Linked DNA regions of Mus musculus: region 2 is linked to region 1. The links are chromatin loops, found by intact Hi-C in ENCODE. Cell type or tissue: left cerebral cortex. All regions are shown on one strand. Links, peaks and the distances in the headings refer to the core of each region. The heading gives the core; the rest is flanking DNA.

Region 1 (8,330 bases), core at 92-8,091:
TTAGCTTCGCCAGCTTCTTGCAGGGACACATCCTTCTTAAGTTGGAGCTGCTGCTTTCCTGCCCTTCACCCCTTGCTTTGCTTAGATCCCAGGAAGCTGTGTGTGAAGGGCATTGCCATCAGAGCAGCATCCTTTTCCTATGTGCATTTTCCTGGCTTAGGGAGGAGTTGACTAGGTTTCAGCTCTGGAGGGTGGTGAGGCTGGCAGAGCTGCAGAGAGGGGAGGTCAGAGGGCAGAGTCTCATATTTGCTGCTAGGACAGGGTGGCCATTGAGGAGTCTGTCTCCTCACCTGTGAAACCGGAGCACACCCAGTCTCCAGGCTGTGGTGGAGATCGATCCACCGGGCCAATCAGAAATGTTCTCTATAGATAAGACTGTGAGTAATGTTAGGTAATAACCCCGGCCTAAAAGAGGAGGGGCTCTCAGCTCATGGAGCCTAAGCTTATATCAGGCTCTGAGCCACTGGTATTGCTGTCTGCTTCAATCCTTTTCCTCTTTCAAGGGAATCACAAGGCACCTTCCATCCACCTTGGCCTCTCCTGGTTGGAGGGAGCACAAGCTGAACTGAGGTTGCTTTGGCAAGATCTCTTACTGAGAAGCCAGCATTAGACAGACTATGTCAGGTACTTTGGGAAAACTACCATGCATGAGTCTGTTCAGAAGCAGAGAATGGGGCTCGCAGGACCAATCTCTAGGCATGTGGAACCCATGCTCTGATTCAGGTCACGTTACTGTTCAGGGCTGGGAAGAGAGGACGTCAGGGCTGAGTAAACAGAGCCCAGGCCAGGGAGGTACCCTGCAGCAGCTAAGTGGGGGTTGGGGCACGATGCACCAATCTCATTTCAGGAGACCCTGGGGTCCCCGGGTAGAGCCAGTGTGAGACAAAGCCCTGGATACTGCCCTTGCTCTAAACATAGATCAATCCGGGCACAGCTGAGTGAGATGACGTCATAGCAGTCTGGGCTCTCACAACACCTTGCAATCCAGGTCTTTATAGGTTATGCTGGGCCTCCCTGTTTGTATTTATGTCCTCCAGAATCCCAGCATCTGTGATCATCAGCTTCTTAGGCATAGTGCCCAACACCCACTTAGTTCTCAGGACACGAAATATGGAAGTAACACACAACACTTCAAGCACGTCCAGACCAAGAAGCATTTTCTATGTATCTGCTATGTGTTCAAGTCCTCAACCTTGCCACTGCTACCAGGGTGGGGGATTTCCAGCTCAGACTTGCTCTCTGTTCCCATAGTTGAGTAAAATGAAGCCCCTTGAAAATGAAGTTCTACCAGATACCAGCTGATCTTGCCAAATTTAGACCCTGAGTCAATTCTAGGTCTTATTTTTGATGGGGCAACTCCCTTTCTATGGGCCTCAGTTTCTCAGCCTGAAGAATGACAAGAATGGATTGACCTGATATGCAGATAGATATAATCCTATCTAGTTAGAAGCCCACTAAATTGTATCGTGGGCATCATTTCCTACACAAAATTTGGTTTTGTGTTCTCAAGGACCTGGGGATCCATCCATCCAGTGTCATTTCCCCTTTGTACACAAAACAGGCTCAGAGGACTTCTGTGTGTTAACTGACGTCACACAGGAAGAAGCCATTTAGCTGGGGCGGGGGAGGGGCAGGTTCCAGCCTCCATCTTGTCAGTTCAGAGAATGGGAGACCTTGAACCTGCATCAACATGGCTCCCCTATTCCGTCTTCCTTACTACCTAGGAGCTCAGATCCTACTGTGATGTAGGGAGCTGGGGCACCAGAGGGCCCTGGCTGAGCCTGTGGGGTGCAATCTACTGGTAGATACAGGTGTGCTGTGGCTGCAGACAGTGGGTGGGCAGAAGGGCAGACAGTCTGGGTCTGGGTGGTCTAGCTGAGCCCAGTAAGGCTCCATTTGGCTACAAGCTAAAGGAGCTGCTGTTCCTTGCCATCAGGGAGCCTCTGCCTGGTCACCTGACTAGTCATTCTCAAGAGTCACCCCCCAAATTTCTGCCCCCACTTCCAAGCTCCCCCCTCCCCAGAAACCTAATACTAAAGGAGCTAAGGCAAGGTATGAAGAGAGTGGTGAAGGGACAGAGTACCGATCTCTGTCCTAATTATGGAGAAGGAGACTTCAAGGGTGGCTGTCATCCCAGTCAATTCAATTGCCACCAGCCTGAATGTTTTTGAGATCCTGGTTGGTTGTCTTCTCAGAACATTACGTCGACGTCGACTCCTGCTATGACGCTGTGCAAAAAAAATCAATCAATATCTCTCTCTCTCCTCCCCCCTCCCCCTCTCCCTCTCTAGGCCTCAGTGTCTCCATCCGGGCAAATAGCCAGGTGGGGCTGGGCCCTGTGAATGTCAGGCCTCTCCTAGAGCTGACATTTTAGGATACACTGTCATGTATTTTTCCTTCCCTCCCAGAAGTCAGGGGACCAGATACCTTGGGAGGGATATCAAGCTTAAAGATCTCTCTCCCTGAGGGTTCCCACCCAGAAGCTGCACGTGCCCCTCCCATTTCAATGGCAAACTAGCGCGTCTCTGACGTCTAGGCCCGCTGCAGATCGCGGCCTAGCCCTTTAGCCTTGCTTTTTGGACAACGCCACAAGCGAATGAACGAGTGAGCGCAGCGCTACCGCGGCGACTGCAGCGGCCGCTGCGGCGCAAGGGGCGGGGGAGGAAAGAAGAACCCACTTGTCCCACTGCTTCGCAGCAGCCCTGGCCCTGGCCTCCGCGCATTTCAGCGTTTGTTTGTAAACCCTGGGGTTTGTTAGCCTGGCCAGAGCCAGCTGAAGCACATCATCACTAGATCACACAAAATAACGACTCCCCAGCCCCCCACCCCCACCCCAATTCCCTAACTCGGCCAGGCTAGCGCAGATTATAATTCTCCCCTAGCTGCGTGAGACAGGGGACCGCGACGCTTCGACGTCTGTCTCACCCTTTCCAAGCCTAAGTGTAAGGAATTTCACATTTCGGGCAGAAGATGGGGACTATCAAGGATGGGGGTGAGGGTGGGGGTTGGGATGGGGCTAGGGGCACCATTTTAAGTCGGACGGTGATGAAATTCCTTGCCCGAGTAGGTCCTTTGGACCCCATCTTCATCTCTATCTCCAAGTTTCAGGCTTCCTGTCCCCGCCACCACCAACACCCCCCCCCCGCCACTCCTACGGGGTTTACCCTGCCAAGGGCGGTCGCAGCTGGTAGCGGCGCCCTACCCGCAGTCCCTGCCTCCTCTGCCCGCACTAGGGTCACCCTCCCAATTTGGTCCAGCCGGTCCTTCCCGCGAAAGATGCTGAGACGCCCTGAATTCTTAGAGGAGAGGGTCAAAGTTCTGTCCCCAAAGCTGGATGGAAGGCCCTGAACCCTCAAAGGCCTTAGCAGGGGCGCGGGAGGTCGGGACGCGGCGCTCCCTCACCTGTTTCTCGCCGGACTCCTTGGAGGAGGTCCCTCGCTTGGGGGAGGGCGCGCGTTTACAGATACTTCCCTCGAGCAGGTAGAGCCCCGAGGGCCGAGGGCTGGAGTCGCTTTCGAAGTAGAAAAGCAGGTTCTGGAGCAGGGCAAACCACTTGGTTTGCCATTTTGGGTTGTCCGCACTCCTCTTGCTCAGGTAGCCTTTGCGCGTGCCGTCCTTCTGTGCCAGCAGTCCCAGGGTCACGACGTGGCCATCGTTAAGCCGGATGGCTTTCTGCATGATGCTAGAAGGCCTGAGAGACTGCTACGCACTTACATCTCAGAGAGGCATCCGAATGCCCCTCGTCGGTGCGCGCTCTGCCGTTCTCTGGCGCTCTCTGAATCGCTCCCTCGCTCTCCCTCGCGCGCGCTCTCTCTCTCTCTCTCGCTCCCCCGCCCTCCCTCGCTCTCTCACACCCCGCCCCCTTCAAGATCTACACTTTGAGATCGGGCGCCGTGCTCGCTCCTAGCTGGACCCTTCCTGGCTGGAACCTCTTCTCTCCGCAGAGCCGCGGGGGCCCCTGGGGATGTTGCACGACCCTCCCTCAGCTAACTGAGGGGAGGGCGGTCTGCGCGAGGGCTGGGGGCAGCAGGCGGAGTCATATGACGCCAATCCCTCGAAGAGCCCGTTTCAGCAGCGCGGACAGGGACACACGCACGCAGCCCCGCCGAGGCGCAGAGCCGCACGCAGGCTGCACCTTGGCGCCTCCTCCCCTCCCCGGACACACACACGCAAACACACGCACACACGCAAACACACACATACACACACACACACACACACACACACACACACACACACGCACGCACACGCACACATACACGCCTACCCCTCCCTCCTTGTTTTCCTCTTCTCTACTTCGGGTGTTCTAAGCCAAATCAGATCAATTTTCGTTCAAGCCAATGGCACCCCGGAGGCTCGCCTCCTCGGAGTTTGTGTTCTTTGCGCCCCGCCGCGGCGCACCTTAGACCTAGGGTCGGCCCCATTTGTCGTTTTTCTCTCCTACAGCTTTCTCTCACCTTCTTTCCCTACTTTATTTTTCTAATTCAAGGTGGATGGAGGAAGGTGGATAGTAAAAGGGATGCACTAGTTTGTTCATAACCGTTCGAGTCTGTTTTTTTTTCTCTATTCCTCGCGGCTTCGCCGGCGACACGAGAATAAAAGGGGTGAACTTGGGTGGGAAGAGGTGACCGCTCCATTTTGAGCATTGCCATAATAACCGGTGTCACCCCATAAACCCCAAGGTCTGGCTGGCAAGCCACTGGTGGGAGTTTTCAGCAAATATCCCAGAAGCCTGAAGGCGGGCTTCAAACACAGGCGCCTGGGACCATGGGAGCCTTCACATAGCTGCGCTGGCGCAATGATACCTTAATGATAGATTTTCCGTTCTTATTTTTAGCTTCAATTCGCCTACACAGTTACACGGCATTTATTCGAGAACGTCACAGCGCCCGCATGCTGCACCGGCAGAGCGCGCGGGCTGCCGGGCCAGCCGGGTTCTGGTGCGGGGAGCGCGCATCGCCGTCTGCCGCAGAGGGCAGCGGCCTCGTTGAAACCGGGAACGGCGCCCGGCGCTGACAGTTTGCAGCCGGGACGGGTGTCCTCGCAGCTCTCTGGAGAGAGAAAAACACACACACACACACACACAAAACAACACCATCTTTCCTCACAGAACCGCGAGAGCCCTTCCCCCTTTAGAAACACACACACACACACACACACACACACACACACACACACACACACACACCATGCACCATAGTCTGGAATGGAGCTATTCCAGTTCAGGGCATAGTGGCCCAGGCCCGTGTTCCTAAATGATGTTAATTTTTCTTCCTCGGGTAATCAAAAGAAAAAGGGCAGAGGGCTAAGCCCCTTCATGCAGACTTGATTTGCACAAGAGAGAGCCTGTGAAATGATTGGAATAATTTCCCCCTTGTTTTCTAATTTTCTCCTTTCTCCTGCCCCAGTCATCTTTTCCCTACCTAGCCCTTCTCTTTTCAGACTGCATCTTGTTATGTAGCCCAGACTGGCTTGAATTCCTGATGCTTCCATGTCAGAGTTCTGACTGCAGGCAGCCACCTAACTTCCCTTGCCTTCTTGTAGAAGCAGAACTTTCAGGATTGAGGTTTTTATGTAAATTCCCTTTAGGAAGCCTGTTGCAGAAAAGGCCAAGGAAATCTCTGGTAAGGGGCCCTATGCTAAAAGCTCTTTGCCACAGGTCAGCCATTCCATTTTCTCTATAGCCTTCAGTGGAGGTTGGGTTTGGGCTCACACACTTAGGGCTCACTCAAATGGAAAGTGAAGGAGTTGGGATTTGAAGTAGATTGAGGCTGATGTAGAGCAGGGCTGTAGGGCTGCATTGAGGCTGGGGTTTATTCCCCAGTGGTCCCGGATAGTCAGGGAGAAAGTATCCCTGCCGTAGCTGAAGCAAAGGTCTGGCCTTCGTTGAAGCTTGTATGGCAGGCAGACCCACAGTCCCTACAATACATGGATCTTCTGACTGCACCTGAGCTGTATAGGCTGGATGGGTAATGTGTGTTCACAGGGCATTTCACCACAGGAGTTTGGAGACTTACTGATGGCAGAATCAATGATACTGCGTTGGGCAATGAATCTCCTGGGATTGCGGTCAGAGGGGATTGTCATTCAGGGGAGCCAGGCAGGGTCTGAGAGAGGTGTGCCAGCCCCAGTGATACAGCCCCACTGCTCTGCAGCTCACTTCTTAGATTTTGATCACTCATTAGACGCATTAGGTGAAGACTATGGGACTCATCCTCTCTCACACACATCTGATTCTGTTGGCTGGATCCTGGAGACACAATTACAAGAAAAATGTAGTCCCTGCTTTCTGGAGCTTGGGCTAGCCTAGGAACTTCTTTGCTCTATAACTCCTAGGATATAGCTAGGGCAGGGACACCCCACTTTCTCTTGGGTCTGAGGAAGGCATGCTAAGCAAAAGTGTCAGTCAGGAGAAGAATTGAGCCCACTTCAGAAGCTCCAAACTCCAGTGTCCTTTAGAGGTTTAAAGTCTGTATTCAGACCTTACCCCAGGCCAGTGAAAACAGAGTCTGGACGTGTATACCGTACTTAGAAACTCCTGGGAGATCCCAACGTGGAGCCAGGGCTAAGAACCATTAAATCTTGGGCCAAGCAGATCCCTGCACTGCCCCCCTCCTGCCCTGGTTAGCACAGGGGTGCTGGGGTCCTATACTTCTGCTAATCCTTGGGTTCTGGGGTTTCCTGGTGAGCTAGACCATGCTGGAAAGCCTGCATTAGCTCCAGGCTGCTGTGCTAGAGAGAGGAAAATGGCTGGAGCCCTGTCTGGAATTTTGATTAGTCTTATGTAAGCTGTGTGAATATTGCTTTTTTTTTTCCTCCAGTGACCACAGGGAGAAACCTGAGACTAACATTTGGTCTCTTGGCAGTCAATGCTCTTGGAAACCACTTAATGACTCTGACTAAGAAGATATCATTTATAAGGCTGGTTCTTGGCTTGTGTAAGAGCCATAGAGAAGGTGGGCATATGGTGTGTAGCAATTTCTCCTAAATTGAAATATCCCTCTTAGAGGGGAGAAGAAAGGCTCATAAGAGCTTGCAAGCCTCTTCTCTTAGAACAAGTCAGTGTCCCATCACAGTGAAGAGACATCATGACCAAGGCAACTCTTGGCATTTAATCTGGAAGCTTGCCCAAAGAGACTGCATCTAGTGTGTGCTTTTAAAATCTGAAGGTACATCTCCTCCAATAAAGCTACACCTTCTTCAACAGGGCCATAGTTTCTAATCTTTCCCAGTCTACCAACCAATGACTAAGTACCTAGCCTATGGGGGCCATTGGCTCTTTCTTTCTTCCTTCCTTCCTTCCTTCCTTCCTTCCTTCCTTCCTTCCTTCCTTCCTTCCTTTCTTTCTTTCTTTCTTTCTTTCTTTCTTTCTTTCTTTCTTTCTTTCTTCATTCAAACTACCATAGCTCTGGAAGCTTGGACCTAAGGAGACTCACAGAGCTCCGGAGGGTTAGGTGAGCAGTTGCTGGAGCGGGTGGTACTGGAAGAGAAGACCTTTGGGAGAACTGCCAGCAAGTCGGGCAAGGAGCTCCAGAGATGCACCCATTATTGGGAGAAGGTGTGGGTTAGTGATATAGCTGCCTTTGAGTTACCCATGCCCTGCAAATAACCCCAGGAATCACCTTGGTCCCCCAAACTAGAGAGTGGGATGAAATTCTTTGGTTTATCATGGCTGCCCTATCTGTAATAAATACATGTTAATTCGTATCGCTCCTCTGCCTGCCAAAATCAGAGAACACAGTATGTTGTCATAGTTGCTCGAAAGGGGCACACTCAGAGATTAAGCACACTGTCCACAGGGGAAAGAAATTAGCCTATTCTCCAGGAAAGGGCAGAGGCTGACTAGCCTCAAATAGAGGTTAACAACCCGGTTTTCCAGGTGGAAAAACTAAGGCCTCACTCTGTGTGTGTGTGTGTGTGTGTGTGTGTGTGTGTGTGTGTGTGTGTGTGAATGTGCACTTAGAGAACTTTTGCCCCTTTGACAACATATTAAAAAGGAAGAGCTTTGAAATAAAAACATTAAGTTTATGGAACCAGAGAACTTTTGTCATGTGGGATTTGCTTGTGGAAATTCCAACTCTAATTTTAGGTTGTTCCACTGATCATCTTGACCAGGAACCTAGTGGGGAACAGGGAGCCTATACTTTTAGTTTGTATTAGCCATGTTGTTCTGCCTGTTCCTAAAACTGATGGATTTCTTTGTAAAAGAAATAAATAATAAATAAATAAATAAGATCACCCAGGGACACCATCAAAGATTCTTCTTGAAACCTTTTATTATATAAAACCCTTTTGCATTTTTCAGATAGAAACATACTCCTCAAAATGGT
Region 2 (8,330 bases), core at 290-8,289, 68 kb after region 1:
ATAAGGTAAATCACAGATGTGGAGATGAGCTGTCTAAAGTCCCCTGTTTCTCCCAGGAGTGGAGGCTGTGGAAGTTGGTGGATAAGGGTACAGGAAAGTTCTTCCTTGGTCTTGTACCCACCATTGCTTCACTGCACAGTCAGTGGTATTTTGGTACCTTTTGCATTTGTGGCTGCTCTGCTGTTGGAAGAGGGCAGCCTTGGGGCTTTGCATAATACCCAGGGATAGAGGCATCAGCGTGAATCTCAACAGACCCACATCATGGACTCAATTACTGTGACCCACGATTCCTCAAGCCACATGAGACCTTTCTGTGTTTGTTTTCTCTGTTCCCGTACTAACAGTCCTGTTCAGATGCAATCAGAGTCTGGCCTTGATACTGGTGACAGGTGGGCACCTGCAGCTGGAGTCTGTTGCTATAGCAACAAGTAGGGAAAACTGCCCCAGAGCGCTGATTTGTTTAGCCCCCAGGGCCAGTCCACTTTCCCATCATTAGCCACTGTCTGAGAATGTCTGGGTTCTTCCAAAGCAGGAACCTCAAATGGGCAGGAAATCAGAGGTGTTTAGCTGACTATATTGTCTTATTCCTTTCTATGTAATTACTCCCTACCACCAGCAACAACTAGGCAATTTCCTGGCTCCTGGTACATTAGTAACAGTCATCCAAAAGGTGGCCCCACATCTTGTAGCTATTGGAGTAGCTATGGGGAATAAGACCTGCTAGTGTGAGCCAGTTTCTGGGATCTCAAAATTTGTGGAGCTTCTCTGTGTGAACTAAAGGTGGCCATGGGGCGCCTTGCTTTTTTCCAGCTGCTATGATGAGTGTATTCCATACATCAGCAGCTTAAACAACAGCCAGCTGTTTTCTCCGTATTCTGGTGGTTGGAAAGTCCAGTGAAGATGCTGGCCCTTCGGGCTTCTCAGGACTCTCCCAGCTCACAGATAGCTACCTTCTCCTTGCACTCATGTGGTTGCTCCTCTAAATGCTTTTGGGGCAACATCAAGCTGCCTGGCCTTTTCTTTATAGATCTCTACCCACCCTCATCATCTCATCTAATTCTAGTTGTTTCCCACACTACCATATGGCAGGTTAAATCGTCACCGTATGAGTCCTTGAAGATAACAGATACTTAACTCCTAACACAGAGCTTACACAATTTAAAAGTGACTTATGAGGACCTACAAAGACATGATTCTTATTTCATTCATTCATTCATTCATTCACTCACTCATTCATTCATTCCATAGGTACTTCTCTCTCTCTCTTTTAAAACATTCCTGCCGTGTAGCCCCAATCAGGTTTGACCTCATAGCCTTCTGCATCAGCCTCCTAAATTCTGGGACTGCATATGTAATGCCATAATGCCTGACCATCGAATTCCACAGTATTTCTTTTTCTGTGAGTTCTGTCCTGGAACTCACTTTGTAGGCCAGGCTGAAATCCACCTGCCTCTGCCTCCCAAGGGCTGGGATTAAAGGTGTGAGCCACCACCACCCAGCATCTGTAGTTTTTGAAATTAAAATATAATCATATAAATTTCTCCTTCCTTTTCCTTCCTCCAACACTTTTTGGATACCACCCACTCAAATTCATAGTTTCTATTTTTTTAATTGTTGATGTGTGTATGTATGTGTGTGTGGTGTGTATGTGCATATGCATATTACCAAATGTATAACTAGAACCTTCTTTTCAGTCTATGTAATGTTACTTGTATGTATACAATCCAATCCAGGGCCTCTTCCCTGAGAAAAACTTGCTCTCCTGTTCTCAGCATGTCTTAGCTGCCTGTAGTTCTTGGTCTAGGGTTGAGATCCAATGACATGTCATCATGCTGTTGATGTCATCTGTGTTCAGGTCTTGTTTAGATGGTCCTGTTGATGAGACTTCCTGGGTGTGGCTTCTCTGACATCCCTAGGAGACAATCTCACAGCAAACTTCTGTCCCTCTGGCTCTTACAATTTTCCCATCCCCTTTCCTTTATGATCCCTGAATCTTAGGCACAGGACTTGAGTTGTAGCTGTATCAGATGGGGCTGGGAACTTTGATTGTTTATAGGATTTTTTTGTAATGTTCTCTATCACATAGTACTTTTTTGAGTGTCAGGCACCGTTTAATGTGCTAGGGGTAGGGCGGTGAGCAAAACAGACTTATATTTCTGCAACCTTGTGGTAGTAAGAGATGGAAAAAATAAAACCAGTGAGTGGTAGTACAATTATAGTGTGCAGAGCAGGAGGGGACACAGAGATGTTTCAGAAGTTAGGAGCACTGGTTTTTCTTCCAGAGGACCCTCATCCAATTCCCAGCAACCACAAGGTATCTCCCAACAGTATGTAAGTCCAATACCGGGAGAGCCAATGCCCTCTTCTGGCCTTGGTAAGCACTGAACATACGTAATGTACAGACATACACACAGGCAAACACTAATACACATAAAAATAAAAATAAAATAAAAATTTAAAAAAATGCACGGAGCAGAGGAGAGTGATGGAGTGAGGGATGACTCCTCTTGTGGGAGGTTGTAGATCAAGGCAGGCAAGACTGAGGGGGCATTTGTGGCTTGCCTGAGAGAAGCATCTTGCAGCCTCTCCAAGCACAGCAGCTACTGTTGATCCCTCACTACTGCTTTTGGATAAAGCTGTTCTCCTCTAGGTTGCTCCTTGAAGACATTCCTTGTTAGCTCCCCGAGGGGTTTTGCAGCAGTTCCTCAACCTCATAGCACTCACACTGTCTCCACACTGCCTTAGATCTCCCATGTGTTCTTTGGGGACAGCACAACCTCATGATCCCCACTGCAACCCTGGACACTGGCTTATTCCCACTGCCTTAAAAAAAAAAAAAACAATAAAACCCTGATAGACCTTTATTGCAGCATAGGCACAGAATGGTTTTGAAGAGATCCTCAACTCCCCCAACAACATCTGCTTCTCCAACAACTGGGACTGAGGCAGAACTGAAAAAAAAAAAGTATGCCTGTGTATTCAGTTTTACTTTATAGGTTAATGGTCACCACACTGACCTTTTCTGGGAGTGGGTCAGGACTTTAGTACTTGTGGCTTTGTCAGCTCCACATCTCATTGGTCACAACAACTGAGAAGGACAAGCGCTGTTGGTTCGAATGAAGGGACACAGACTCTCTTGATGAGGAAAGAGGAACCACAGATACAGTGTAAAGAAGATGGCTACAGGACACAGAATAATCATAGCTCCCTTTTCAGATCACTACCACGGTCAGACTGAAGCGAGGTGCCTAGCGACTTGACGACATCGAGCAAAGTTGTCCAGCCATTGAGTGAGGCTCCATGGGGGCACTTCCGTGTTTGGTCTGATCCAGTTCCTACTTTGACCACTCAGATGAGATCACACAATCTGTCCAAGGGCCAGGGGCTGTCTCTTTATCTTCCTGTCCTCTCTGCTGGCCCAGAACATAAGGTCTCAAGGGATTGTGAGACCGTTGCATTGCTTGAACTCTGTTTTTGGTTGGCAGAAAGCATGAGGAGGGACAGAAACAGGCTGTGTGGTTAGCCTGTTTTGCATACTCTCCCCCATATTATTATCTCCTCTCACTACCAGAGCTCGCCTTGGCACCAGAAACCTGCTTGCCACTGAATAAGGCAAGCCATTCGCTCAAGCAGAATGTGTCACTGCTGGAAGTTTCTCTCTCATCATTAACTAATTTGCTGTGCTTTGCCACGGCCCTTGTTATCTATAACCATGGTAACGATGCAGAGAGCTCTATGTGCATTTATTTTGGACTCCAAAAGCCCAAGGGGAGTGCTTCTCCCACTAGACTTCTGAGAGCTTGGGTGGGGCTGGACTTGGCTGTCCAGCCCTCTGGGGATGTTATTTTTCAAGTGTGACATGAGGGGGTTGGGAAATCAATGGCTGCTGAGAACTCCTCCAGCTGAGAGTTCCTCCCATCGCTAGCGTGCATTTAGGATCTAAGAGAGGAGAGTTCCCGAGCCTACTCAGGAGGCTGTGCTGTGAGTGGTTGTGAATCTGGGGACAACAGTGGTGCTTCGCTGCTGCCTCTGACAGTCCCTCATTCTGCTAATTTGATGTCCTCACTATATAATTATACTGTGAAATTCCCTGACTGAAGGAGACAATTTTTTTTTTAATATATCCTCCCCTGACTCCCACCACTCATTGCCCAGATTCGTGAATGGGGAAAGTGGGTGTTTGCAGCTTTTGGAGGAGAACAGCCATGTTATGCAACCTGCCCTTCTCTGTATTTCTGCAGCACCACCTCCAAGTTGGGCCCCAGAGAGGAGGAGTAAGGCTGCTCTGCGCCAACAGATGCAGATTCAGGACCGCTTTGGGTCTCAGTTACTTTATCTGGAAAATAGGGAGAAATTACTTCCCTGTGGAAACACCAAAAGAGCACGTGGTACCTTCTGACTGCCAGAGAGTGGGACAGAAAGTGGGCAGGTGACTTCACTTCCTTGAGCCTCAGTTGTACCTTTGGGAAATGGGACCAATCATAGTGCCCCTGCCAGGCAAACTGTGAGGGGATTAAATGGCATGCTGCCCATTCCCAGATGTTCCTGCTGAGTTGTTGTTACTCTATCAGTATGACTCATACGTGTCAGGGAAGGGACAGGGTCTGCTGACCTGGGTGTGTCTTCCAACAGGCAGTGGCTCGACTGTCAGGCTGCTCAGATGTGGCTAGAACTGTCAGCTTGATTCAAGAGTACCTCTGGGAGCTTCCCAGAGGCAGGTGCTAATGCCACACTGATGAGCACCCATCCCCTGATGGGCTCTCAGCTTTTCCTGCTTTGTGCTCTCCTGTTTGCCCAGGTCAGCAGCTACACTGAGTCACAGTGGCTCCCTACAATCCTGGCTACCCCTGGACCTGGCCATGAGCTGTCAGTCAGTTTAGTAGACCCCTTGGTCAATATGGTATTCTCTCATTACATTGGTATTTTAGACTGTTCTCTTTGTTTCCTTGCCTTATTTGGTATATGTTACTCTATCTGTTTGTTTAGTTTTGCTTGTTGGAGACAAAGTATCACACTTTACCCCAGGATGGCCTTGAGGGTCTTCTGCCCCAGCATCTCAGATTATAGGCATGTGCCACCATGCCTGGTTTATTCTTTCTTGCATAAAGAAGACACCCAAATAGTTATTACAATGCCTTTGACCATAGTTACCCATTGAGCATGCCAACATGGGTCTACTTAATCACAGAGAGAGGTCTAGGAGGGACCTGGAAACTAATAGTTGTTATTTCCAGCGAAAGACATTAGCGAGATGAGTGGAGAATTGCCTTTTTACAGAATGAACTAAGTGGTCAGAATTAACAAAATTAGCTTCATTTTGATTTGAGTGAGTGATGTTTTGTGCATTTTATATTTCAAAATACTTTTAAAAAGCAAATAGATCTTTAGATCTGTGTATTACTTGGAGGACCTGTGGACTACAGGAAATTAAAACAAGACCATTGGCGACAGGAGGATGAAAGATATTAAAAGTGGCACAGCAGAACACAGGTGACAAGAGGGGAAAGCAAGGGGGACTAATAAGGACGGAGATTTAGTGGGTGAGGGTTGGAAGGCTGGAGCAAAGAAGGGGGTAGGGAGGGATAATTAACACTAAGGAATTTTTTAGAAGTTACATGGACCTACAATTTTATAACACACACACACACACACACACACACACACACACACACACACACACACACACATTATGCTCCTCACAGGAGCCATAGGTTCCAAATAAAAAGCCCAGTACCAGATGTGGCTTATCCCCTCCCCCTGTTACTCAGAGGTGTCCCAGAGCCTCTGCCCCAAGCAATATAGGCTATTGCCATTGCTCTTGATCACCCATCAGAACTTGATGAGGAGACCTGATTGCTAAAGACAACACACATTGATCACAGGAAATACAGAAATCAAGTTGATGTTGACCAGGCAGCCTCCTTCCTACTGGTCATCTCTCATAGTATCAGAAGGTGTTTTGTAGGCTGTTGCTGGAAAAAGCTCCTTAAGAGTCTTACCCAGCTGTGACACTTGTAAACTCCAATGGTGATTGATAGGGAAGGTTTGCCCATAGGTGTAATATTGGCATGAATGTTTTAGGAACAACTAGTCAGTTTTTTATTAGATTTCAGTCCTATTCCACAAGAAGAAATGTATAAGTGGGACTGTAAATCTAGTCAAGAATCCATGGTTGTGAGCTCACAGCCCTCAAGTTTGAACTTGTTATCCTACTAAATGGACACAATATCAAACTATTCTTTAAATTTGTATCCTTCCACCTATGGATTAGTGTGGCCCCTCAACCTCATCAGAGAAATTTCTTTGTGCAGCAGATATTGGTTAATAGAGAAACTCACAGCTGTTCAAAGTATAGACTATATATGAGTCTTTGGGGAACTCAGCCAAATATGTGCAGTTTACACCAGACTCCCAACAGAGGCTCAAGGATAGGCTCAGAAGTAATGCTGGGAAGATTGTAAGGACCAGAGAGCTAAGAAGACTGGAGCAAAATAGTATCTTCTCGACATGACAAGACCAATGGACACATAAACTAACTCAAAGCACAAGGCCAGTCTAGTCAACACTGAAGCCTGGAGTGAGGCGCCTCCATATCTGAGGAGCTATTGACGGTTGATGGCATCTGGGGAAGGGAGAATCAGTTTCTTCTAAAGTGTGTGGCGACTGGCTAGGTCAGCCGCATTCTAGAGGATAGCCCCATCACCATAAGAACAGGAGTAGTACAGCTTATCTTGGAGGAGTTAAGGGGAGGGAAGGGGATACATATGATAACATATTGTATGAAATTATCAAAGAATCAGTAAGATTAACCCAATATTCGGGACTGTTTCAGTTCAGATCTGAGTTTGAGCCCCCTAGCATTTAAGAAGTTCATTACAGTCATATCCATGTGCTTGTAATCCCAGTGTCACAGGGAAGCAGAAACAGGAGGATTGCCTGGGCTTGCTGGCCTCCTGGGCTTGCTGGCCTCCTGGGCTTGCTGGCCTCCTGGTGTAGTGATAGGTTCTTTTTCAAGGAGTAAGGCAGAGAGGGAGAGAGCAGGAGACTCAGTGTCCTCTGGCCTCTGCTTCTGTGTATGGGCATGTGTGCCCACAGCACACACTCATATATAATACACGCACACGCACACACACACACACACACACACACACACACCAATAATGAAGTAAATAGCATGGATTATTTTGGAATTGGAGATACAGTTTCAAACTTTGTAAAGGTTGCTCTTTAATCCCACTTGTGGGAACTCCATGTCCTAACCTGGATCATGTTTAAAGTGAGTTTATCAGCTCTGGACACTTGTGCTTAGTGATTAGTCTGTATTTCCACACGCCCTCTGAGGGTCATTGCTCCTCTGTGTTCTTTGCATATCATAGATGGGACTGTATATCTCCTCTCATGACACTTCCTGTACATGTGATCTCATCCATGTACATTCATCAGTGCTGTGCAATAACTTCCTTTGGTTGTCCTCCATGCAAGGAAGATAGGTTGATGCTATGACTCTGTATTGACCTGTCTTGTGCAAGCCAGGCTCAGTACAGACTCCCATGGAGCCTCAGACATGGCCATAATATCTTTGGGGAAAGATACTCTGTGATGGAGAAGCCCAGGCTTGTCAACCCCAAACCACTCCAGAGAATATATAATTACCAGAAAAGGCTCTGCTTCTTGCCTGGAAACAGTATCTCACTTTGAACCCGAGGGATATCTAGCCAATATCAATCCATTCCAGGGGCCCTGGAGACCAGAGGGCCCTCACCTCTTCCCATCAGGGTCTCTAGAGTTCCCTTGAGTCAGTACTTGTCCTTTTAAATGGAGTCAAGTGAGTGTGAACCTAGGTTGTGTCACTGATAAATGGTCTGAGTTGAAGTAAGTCACTGCTTTGGCTTAGAGAAGCATTCTCCAAAGGCCCTTGTGTCAAAGGCTTGGCCTTCAGCTTCTGGTGGAAGCTTTAAGAGGTGGGGCTTGGTAGAACCCTTGTAGACATTGAGAACAGGATCTTGAAGAGTTCAAAGGATTTCAGCCATTCTCTCCTTTGCTCCTGTAAAGAGAACAAATTGTCTCTGCCATACACTTCTTACTGTGAGGTGAAATTTTACCACCAGAAGCCTAAAAACCACAGGGTCCAACCAAACACAAACTGCCTCCCCTCTCCCAGGTTGTTGAAGAGGCCTGTGTGTTCTTACTGGCTGTATTTCCAGGTCCTGTAGAACTTGCTAGTTGCTAAGGTTTTTCCTAGTATCACCTTGGCCTCAGATCCTAGACCTCAGTCCACATGGACCCATTCAAAGGCCTGATACACTTTGGGTTGCCTTTGAGTCTATCTT

Evidence for each region. A loop is a pair of places that touch in the nucleus more often than their neighbours do. Peaks named below come from ENCODE experiments on the same cell type or tissue, not always from the same donor. Only the 100,000 strongest peaks of a DNase experiment are listed, where the experiment ranks them.
Region 2: a loop joins it to region 1, with 4 times the contacts of the local background. A loop is called at or near these places in 3 of 42 quality-filtered maps.

The regions. Positions count from the first base shown.
Region 1 is chr9:89,905,346-89,913,675 of GRCm38, reverse strand. Rasgrf1 (RAS protein-specific guanine nucleotide-releasing factor 1) reads right to left here and starts at 3,901. Exons shown (of 27, transcript NM_011245.2): 1 at 3,403-3,901. The coding sequence starts at 3,678. In left cerebral cortex, for the core only: no CTCF peak of the experiment used is centred there; DNase peaks (open chromatin) are centred at 2,618, 3,890, 4,040, 4,830 and 2 more places; H3K4me3 peaks cover 3,467 bases; H3K27ac peaks cover 2,415 bases.
Region 2 is chr9:89,837,862-89,846,191 of GRCm38, reverse strand. The region is part of intron 3 of 4930524O08Rik (RIKEN cDNA 4930524O08 gene); the gene reads right to left. Among named protein-coding and RNA genes, the nearest start is that of 4930524O08Rik, 16 kb to the right of the region's middle. In left cerebral cortex, for the core only: no CTCF peak of the experiment used is centred there; DNase peaks (open chromatin) are centred at 1,030 and 4,133; H3K27ac peaks cover 1,026 bases.